Linked DNA regions of Homo sapiens: region 2 is linked to region 1. The links are chromatin loops, found by intact Hi-C in ENCODE. Cell type or tissue: GM12878. All regions are shown on one strand.

Region 1 (5,000 bases):
TCTACCTTAAGCCTACCATAAGCCTGAAATCTATAACTTCTCATAACTGCCATGCACTGGACCATGTTCTGTGCTCTGGAGTTACATAAATATGTCTCATCCCTTTTATAAATGCATTTCAAATATATGTACACTGCTGACTCCTACCCAAGTCTTCTCTTATGACATTATATCAAAAATTTTCATAATGCTGGTCCAACACCCCTCTTTTTCCTTCCCTTATGAGGTTACTAAATAAAAAAAAGGTAAAATCCATTATTTACATTGAGTATGAATAATTTATGGCAAGTTAATGTATTAAACTTCTAGCTTGTGCTTTTGAGTACCTGATTCTTAGTCAAAATACATAGAAATGTTTACCAAAATGTAAAAACGGGATATTTATGGTTATCTCAGAATTTCTAATGATGTTTCAAGCCTAGGAGAATACCCTTAGGAGAATACCAAACTTGGGAGAAGAATCCTGCATTCAAAAGTAAGATGCCAGACACATACCTTGGTATTTATAAAAAAGACACCAAAAGTGGGTCAGGGACCACTTCACATGCAGGCTGTATAGGTGAAGACCAGAAATTCCAGAGGAGATTGATAAAATGAAATTGTTTTCCTCCTTCTCTACAGGAGAAAGCTGCTCTGTTCACCACACCTCTCAAGTTGGGGTAGAGGGTGATATCTACAAATGAAGAAACTGTGCTAGAACAAACAGCAAAGAAATTAGAATAGCATCTCTGTTCCATGCTGGATGTTTAGTGAGAGGACAAATTCCACACTGGGCCACCACAGGAGCATCGGATACACCCTGTAAGAGTTCTTAGGAACATTCTCACCCAGTGCATTTCCCACTGGGTGACAGGGATAGGGAGGGTATATAAGTGAACCAGAAATAAATACTTGCTTCCTGACTAGAAACAGCAAAGGTGAGGGGCTGCCTAGAACAGACCACAATGGTAGGGCAAGGAGAGACAGTAAGCAGTTGGACAAAGTATATCTAAATTCTGTGATGAGGCATGGGTCTGCCAATTCCAAATGAGCCAAGAAGATGCCACTGAACTTAATTCAGTTTGAGAGACCACACCCAAGAAGAGACTCCACCAACAAGAGGCTGAAGGAACAAGAGGAGCAGGGGTTGGAAGTGTATTCTGAACAACCCTCTCCCCTAACCTGTCCAGCAAAAAGAGATAGCGTGTAGACCCCTGCTATGACAGAGGGCATTGAGGGCCACAGTGTGACAGTATCGATAAGCTAAGACCCCATCCTGTTCTCTCTCATTCATTTCTCCTCTGAAGTGGTTGGAAGTAGAAAAGGTGAGAAGCTTTAAAAAAATAAAAACACAAACCACCACCACCACCACCACCACAACAACAACAACAAAAACAGTGAAACAGACCATGCCCTCTTCTCCATGGGCCCTATTTTTAAATTCTTATCATGTTTATATATTCATTAATTAAAAGTATAACTTCCTATGTTTTAAAAACGTAGGTTTGGCCTCACTTGGGAAAGAAGGGAATTTAAAGTTTCAAACTAGAATGCCCTGGGTTATTTAATAGCTAGAAATTAATCCTAATTACCAAAGATATGACTATTTTTGTAATCAAAAGTGACCAGAAAACCATGAGATTGACAGAGATGTCATCAAAGGAGGGGTGGGAATGGGGAACAGAAATATGGGAGAAGGCATTTCAGGTATATAATCCTTACATTCACACCATTCAATAAAAATATTATAATAACAACACTACCTTTTAAATATATAGCTGAGCTAAAACAAACAAACAAACAAAAAACAGGTAGTTAGCCCTCTGTATCTGTGGGTTCTGCATCTGTGGATTCAACCAACCACAGATCAAAAATACTATATTCAAAAAAGAAGAAAAAAGATGGTTGCATCTGTACTGAATGTGTACATACTTTTTTTCTTGTTGTTATTCCCTAAGCAATCCAGTGTACAACTTCTTACACAGCATTTACATCATATGTTAGGTATTCTATGTAATCTAGAGAAGACAAAGTATACAGGAAGATGTGCATTTATATATATAAATGTCATTGTATATCAGGGACTTGAACATCTGTAGATTTTGGTGTTCCTGGAGAGTCCTAGAACCAATACCCCACAGATACCATGGGACAATTGCATTAAACATATAGAAATTAGTCAAAGCCAGAGTAGTAAAGCATATGAGTTGATGCTGCACTCATGCCCATGAAGAAATGAGAAGCACAGGCTTTGGCCTGCAAAGGGTGGAGAACTGGAAATGAGACATCTGCAGAAAGCAGAGTGGAAGGCTAGAAGGACTGCCAGCACTGTGTAAAAGCAACTGGAAAACTCTACTTACAAATTTAAGAAAGTAGTATAAGGTCTGTATCAAAGGTGGGTGTAAGGACTGAATTTACACTACCTACATGACTCATGAATTTCAAACTAACAATTTATTTAAAGAAAGAAATGACAAAACAGATGAAGGGGCAGTGGAACTTCTAAGTCCTTGAAAGAAGCAAAAGTGAAACTTCTCTTTGGGGTCACTTCAATAACCCAGAACAGAGTGGATTACCAGATAACACAACCTCCACTGAAGAAATGTTAACAATAAAAAATTTTAAACAATGTGAGAAAGCTGTATGACAAGAGTATCATAAAAGCAGCGAGGAAAAGGGAAGCAACTGGATTTTTTACAATATACTAAAGAAAAAAAAAACCAGACAGATTAAAGATCTAGATGTGGAAGGCAAAACTTTAACACTTTTAGAAGAAAATATGAAACTATCTTTATGCCCTCAGAAAGAAAAGCAGTTTTTTAAGCAAGACAGAAAAAGTACATATAAAAAAGGAGAAGCTAAAATAGAAAACCCGAACAGACCAACAGCGAGTAACAAGGCTGAATCAGAAGTCTCCCACCAAAAAAAAAAAAAAAAAAACAAAAAAAAACCAGGACCAGCTGGCTTCACTGCTGAATTCTACCACACTTTTAAAGAACTATTACCAATTCTTCTCAAACTACCCAAAAAAAAACTGAAGAGGAAGGAATCCTTCCTAATTCATTCTATGAGGTCAGCATTACCCTGATACCAAACCAGACAAGGACACAACACAAAAAGAAAACTACAGGCTAATATCCCTGATGAACACAGATGCAAAAATCCTCAACAACATCCTAGCAAATGGAATCCAACAGCACATCAAAACAATAGTACACCATGATCAACTGGGATTTATCCTAGGGATGCAAGGATGGTTCAACACATGCAAATCAATACATGTGGCACACCACATCAATAGAATGAGGGACAAAAACCACATGATTACCTCAATAGATGCAGAAAATGCATTTCATAAAATTCGACATCTCTTCATGATAAAAATTCTCAACAAATTAGGTATAGAAGTTACACACCTTAGATAGAAGTTACACACCTTAAGATAAGACAAAAGAAAAGCTAGGGATTTCCATGCAGCAAAGTTCTGGCCAATGAGATAAAAAGTGATATATGCTTGATGGTGGGGGCTTAGGGAGGGAGGTTAGTTTCTGGTACTGACACTTCTTCCTGCCGAGAGCAGCAAAAGCTATCTTGCATCCATAAGAGCACTGGAGAGATAGCCACTCTAATGTCACTGAGCCGCAGAATAAACGCCAGCAGCCTCTACCTCCAGGCATCTTGGTATATGAGAAAAATAAGTCCCTCCTTGCTAAAGCCACTTTTAGTCTAATTTTCTGGTACTTGAAGCCTGACACCACCATGTTCCTAAACAAGGAAAAAATAATAAAGGACTACTCCGGCAGATCAGATAAATAAAAAACTATTTCCTCTAAAATATGAGCTTGAGTAGGCACATTAAATCTTATTTAGTATAATCTCTTGTTCCTATTGCATATGACATCATTGAAAATAAGGAAGAGAAAACTGACTATTGGCCACAATTGTTGGAGGTCAAAGCTAAATTGCCTTACCCTAGAAAAGTTCTTCAACTATGTGAATTTATATCCCATCAGGCTTTGATTCGCAGGAAGGAGAAACAGCCTTAATATTTATTTTCTCCCTAAGCATAGATTCAGTTTTAAAAACACATGAAGACTAAAACATCAAAGACTGAATTCCAATACTTGATCTTCAATTAAATATGAAAACACAAAACATTTTCATTCTATCTGTAAGGCACTTTCTAAAGTGCTATAAAAAGTCAAAAAAATAAGAAATATTTATTGCTTCTTTCAAAGCCAATTATGATTGACTTTCTCTTATGCAACTTAGTTGCTAGTTTTACTATTGACTACTTAATTACCACTATTTTCACTGAAGAGCCCTCATTACAAGAAAAATTTGAATTCTACATTTCTATGTCATATTTAAGTATTACTACAACATACCACAGAAAAGTAAACATATTCAGGATATCAATCAAAATGCGGATTTATACACTACGCTCAATATTAAGAGGGCACTTTTAATGTGATACCATTTTTATATATATCATTGTATTTTTTAAGTACCATTACTTAAATTACTGAATATTACTTAAACCATTACTGAATATTTTCTCTCAACAAAGAAAGCTAAATGAAGACTTAATACTGCTGCAAAGCATTCACCAATTTAAAGAAAGATTAATTTTAATTCTTTGTTTTAAAATATTACAGGAATTAACAGAAGTATGTATACTATATACAGATATAGATTTATAGATATATACAATGTGTGTGTGTGTATATATATATATATAAATATACAATCTTCAAGTTAAGAGTGAATGTTTGACATGAGGAGCAAGCTACATTTCTTGCCTATTTCTACAGGTTCATTTCTTGACACCAGTGGAAAAAATTATTTAATATTCTAAATCTTGAGGTGAATAGGGGGTTGCTATCCTTGTTTGTAACTATTCATCTCAATTCAGGTAAGGAAAAAAATATATTCAAGTTACTGTTTTCTGGGTGCTAAATTGAATCAGGTGTCCTCTCCTCTTAAGAAAATTAAGTTGCTTTTGTGCAAGAGTGTTTTAA
Region 2 (5,000 bases), 100 kb before region 1:
ATGCAGAGGGATAAACAGTGACGTGGGAACCACAGGCTCAGGTGGAATGACCCAGGTAGAAGGAACAGAGAGGGAGTCAAGAGTGCAATGGCAAATGCTCGTTTCTAAATTTAGCCTGAGACCAATGCTACATCTAGGAAGGGGTCATTTTTCTCTACCTTCTCTTACCTCTTATGCTCTGGGAGACTACAACACAGTTTCCACATTGAAATGCAATCCTTCATTAGTTTCCCACTGGTCTTTAAGGACGAATATTATAACTGTGGTCTACAACATTCTGTATTATCTGCTCCTGCCTACATTTCCATCTTTTTCCATTCTCCACCTGGCTCTCTATACGCTAGCCACAGGGCCCTTGGTCTATTCCTTGACCGGGCTATATTCACTTTCAACCTGCAGACATCAGCTTCCTTCAGTTATCAAGGAAGTCTTTCTGCCATTATAGATTCCCCCTAAATATGCACTCTTATGGCACTATAGATCTGCTTTATGGCATGCATCACAGTTGTAATTTTACATTTATTTGTGTGATTATTTCATTAATGCCTGCGTCTCCTTCACTAGGCTATAAGCTTTATGAGGAAAGGGACCATGCTTATTTTTACTCTATCTTGTATTTCCCATACCTAGTGAAATGCTTGGGACATAATAGGGGCCCATTTAATATTTTTGAATGAATAAATACATGAATAATAGGTATTATTTATTAAGCATTCCTCCTAGATACTGTTCTTGCACTTTGCAAGTGTGACATAATTTTGAAAAGAAGCCAATAGATAAGCACAATTATCATCCCCATTTACAGATGAAGAAACCAATGCACACAGAGGTTAGCTAATTTGCCCAAGGTCAAGCTGTAATTTTTGAGGTCAGGATTTGGACTCCAACAGTTTGATTTTAGCACCCACAACTCTATACTGTAGTTCAGTTGTCTTATGGATGAAAAAGCATTTATGGGCCCAATCTCCATTTATAAGGTTGGAATTCAAAATTATTCCTCATAGAAATCAATGACTGATTTATAAACTAGGAAGCTAAGGTACAAACTGATGACCAACTCTATTGGGGAACTGTGTGGAATAAGTTCTGAAATTAACTAGTATTAAGAAAACAACAACAACAAAAAACAACAAACAGCAGTTTCATGTGAGAGCTTTGGTAGCTTTTTATGTTTCATTGGTTATAACAGAAAAATACATATATGTGCAATATGTGTAATGTATTTTCTGAAGGTATGAGGGCAGCCCAAGAAACAATGACAAAAACAATGTCCTCTTCTGGATATCTAGAACTAGATAGTACATGTTAGGATTCAGAAAACCTTTGATCTTCTGAGAAATTCTATTTTTGAAAAAGAAAGTGAATCAAAATAAAGCTATGAGCCTTAAGTTTCAGAATTACATAGATACATGTCTCCCTTTTCAACTCGGTTTAATTTCAATTATAACTTTTCAGCTATATTTATTTTTCAACTAATTTTATTTCTATTAAGTTGGTCATTTGAAATTACAAAACAGTTTCATGAGTATTTAAATGTGTAACATAATTGTAATCTATTTTTTCTATTATCACAGCATGCTTAAGAATATATCACAATATGAAAAACAAAGATCCAGGAAACCTATAAATTCGAACAATTTATCATCTAAAACCTAGCAAGCCATATCATTATTTTTATGTTTCAAGTCAATTTTATATTATTAGGATCTTTGTGATTTCATTCAACAAATAATTTTTGGATACCTACTCTATGATAGGCATACCCAAGAGGAGGGGGGAAACAAAGATAAAGGTGGCCTGGTCTCTATCCTAAAAGATCTTACGGTCTAGTTGCAGCAAACTAAAAAGGTAAAGGCCAGATAATGGGGTTAAGGAAAGGCTGCTTACCTCACCCAACTGAGCGAGGGGTTTCAAAAGATGTAACATCTAAACTAAGACCCAAATGATCAGTAAGAATGGCCCAGAGAAGGGTAGAGGTGGAAGGCACCTAAAAATGGTTTAGGGAATGGTGGGGGTCAGAACAGCATGTGTGAAAGGCCTGTAGACAAGGAAGTGTGTTCGTGGTGCTTAGAGGAAAAGAAAGGCAGGGCATAGTGAATGGGACATAATAAACACCATTCCCATGGCACCAATCTCTCACAGAAGCTTCATGAAAAGATAACCAGTTATATCTACCAGCCTTCTCATCTTCCAGGAAATCAAAGACACAGAAAGGGCAATGAGATTATGAAATACCTCAAAAAGTGCTCTTTGGAAATTTAACTTTCCTCAGTGCTAAAACTTTGTTTTTTAAAAATTTTACTAGTAACCAAAATGTCAGCAAAACCGAATGTTACCAGTGCTGCTAAGTTGAGACATGGCTGGAGTGGAGGACAGGATTGTAAAGTTAGAATCTTAAGACTGTCCAAATCTTCTATGGCTGGCAAATGCTTTGTTCTCTGAAGAATATGTATTACTATAGTGAACTTATTCCTTCTGAAATTTTTCTTACTTAGCAAGGAGTTATTTCTATGCAAAAATGGAAAATTCAAAGACTAAAAACCCTCACTGTATAGTAATCTATATTGTTTGTGTACTGGTGCTGTCTGCTTAGCCCCAAGTCATCAATTATGTATAGAAATGTACAGCTACAGCAGTAGCCAGTGTCATGGGCCTGTCAGGGATTTCTTAAGAGGAACAAAAACACTTGATTCTATCTACTTTTAGAAAACACAGGATAGGTGAAAAGAGGAAGAAAATGAAAGAAAATATGAGTAATCCTCAATACATACATTGGCTTCTTATAATAAATGAAAAATAAATTTTAAAAAAGCACTTGAAACCAGAAATATAACTAAGAGAAAGCATTGGATATAGACACAAGAAAGGCTGACATCAGCACATCAAAACCACACACTTTAGAATACAAATTCATTTCTTATATATTCCAGGAAAAATAACTAATGGGGGTCACCAAGCTCTAACCTCTCTGAACCAAATTCAATGGATCCAGTGTTTACAACAAGGAGTAGTCACGTTATTTGAAATAAAATGTTCTGTAATTACCAAACCTCGTTGGCTTCTGAGGTGAGAGTTTTCATTCTAAATGAATGAAGTATGTTTACAAACTGACCTGGGAGCACAAGGACTATAAAGATTAACATGAAGAAAATGCAATCTAAGATATCTTATGGAATTTTCCCTATTATACCAAACACAGCAAAAGCTTTCACTGGGATTTCAATAAATTTAGTTTTACACATTGCTACAGAAATTTAGTTATTCTCCCTTTCTCTAGTGGATAGCTGGGGTAGCAGCTGGTGTGCTGTGTATTTAAAACGTGTAAAAGAACTCCTGTTCTCTCTCAGTACCTACATAAATGTGCTTGAGGAAATTTGAAAAAATGATTTGCTTTAAGTAAAATGACTTTATTACCTTTCCTGTAGGGTATTTGACAAGCTTTTAAACATCTAAGAGTCATGTTTTCAGAAAGCATACAGATTTCTTCTGGAGAAAACTACAGTACATAAAAACGTATCATTTAAATTTATGTAAATTTTCCTGAACCACACATTCTTGAATGTATATCTTCATTGTTCAACACTTTCTGGGTAGAATTTTTAATGCCTGATTTTTATAAAATAATTTACTTGACATGTAAATATTGTGAGATAGCCAAAGATATAATAATTTTCTATTACTTTAAAGAGTGTGTAACAGTCGCACTTTGTCATTACTATACAGGTTAGATCCCGTGCCATATTAGTCAACCAAATTCTATAAAATTGAAAGCATATTTAAAAATCAATGCTGAGACATTAGGAAATGCCTGAAACAGATGAGAACCAAATCAATTCCCTTATTTCTTAGATTTAAAATGGGCATAATTTGCTGATCATTCACTGAGAGTGTAATTTAGCAAAACAGACCCCAATGAATGCTGAAATATGTTTTCTCAGCTCTTATTTTTCAAATGATTTTTGCTGGTTTTAGTGTAAACAATTCCAGCATATTTAAACACATTACAATTAGACCCACAACCTACCAAATTAACTACTTGTTACTACTATAGTCCATTAAACAGACACTTCTCAAAAGAAGACATACAAGCAGCCAAAAAATACATGAAAAAAAATGCTCAACATCAACAATTATCAAAGAAATGCAAATCAAAACCACAATGAGACACCATCTCACACCAGTCAGAATGGCTATTATTAAAGTAAAAAACAACAGTTGATGGTAAAGCTGCAGGGAAAAGGGAACACTGGTACACTGTTGGTGGGAATGTAAATTATTTCAGCCACTGTGGGAAGCAGTTTGGAGACTTCTCAGAGAACTTAAAGCAGAACTACCATTCAACTCAGCCAATCCCATTACTGGGCATACATCCAAAAGAAAATAAATTGTTCTACTAAGAAGACACATGCACAAGCATGTTCACTGCACCACTATTCACAATAGTAAAGACATGGAATCAATCTAGGTGTTCATCAACAGTGGATTAGATAAAGAAAATGTGGTACTTATATACTATAGAATACTATGCAGCCATAAAAAGAACAAAATCATGTTCTTTGCAGCAACATGGATGCAGCTGGAGGCCATTATCCTAAGCAAATTAATGCACATTCTCACTTACAAGCGGAACCTAGATATTGGGTTCTCATGGACATAAAAATGGCAACAATAGACACTGGGGACTAATAGAGCAGGGATGAAGGAAGGGAGGCAAGGGTTGAAAACCTACTGGGTACTATGCTCACTATCTGGGTAATGAGATCATTCATATCCCAAACCTCAGCATTATTTCATATACCCTAGTAACAGTCCTGTACATGTACCCCCACAAATCTAAAATAAAAGTTGAAATTAAAAAAAAATATATATATAGGGGGAGGAGCCAAGATGGCCGAATAGGAACAGCTCCCGTCTACAGCTCCCAGCGTGAGCGACGCAGAAGACGGGTGATTTCTGCATTTCCATCTGAGGTACCGGGTTCATCTCACTAGGGAGTGCCA

The links. Hi-C counts contacts between places; a loop is a spot of excess contacts. Peaks named below come from ENCODE experiments on the same cell type or tissue, not always from the same donor. Only the 100,000 strongest peaks of a DNase experiment are listed, where the experiment ranks them.
Region 2: it touches region 1 in a loop (2.2-fold over the local background); 2 of 110 quality-filtered maps call a loop at or near these places.

The regions. Positions count from the first base shown.
Region 1 is chr4:146,448,332-146,453,331 of GRCh38, forward strand. All of the region lies in intron 4 of SLC10A7 (solute carrier family 10 member 7), which reads right to left. Among named protein-coding and RNA genes, the nearest start is that of MIR7849, 42 kb to the left of the region's middle. RefSeq lists an enhancer at 2,497-2,546. In GM12878, no CTCF peak of the experiment used is centred here; a DNase peak (open chromatin) is centred at 2,484; H3K4me3 peaks cover 932 bases; H3K27ac peaks cover 1,213 bases.
Region 2 is chr4:146,345,147-146,350,146 of GRCh38, forward strand. The region is part of intron 5 of SLC10A7 (solute carrier family 10 member 7); the gene reads right to left. Among named protein-coding and RNA genes, the nearest start is that of MIR7849, 61 kb to the right of the region's middle. RefSeq lists enhancers at 4,860-4,909, 4,920-4,979. In GM12878, no CTCF peak of the experiment used is centred here; no DNase peak of the experiment used is centred here.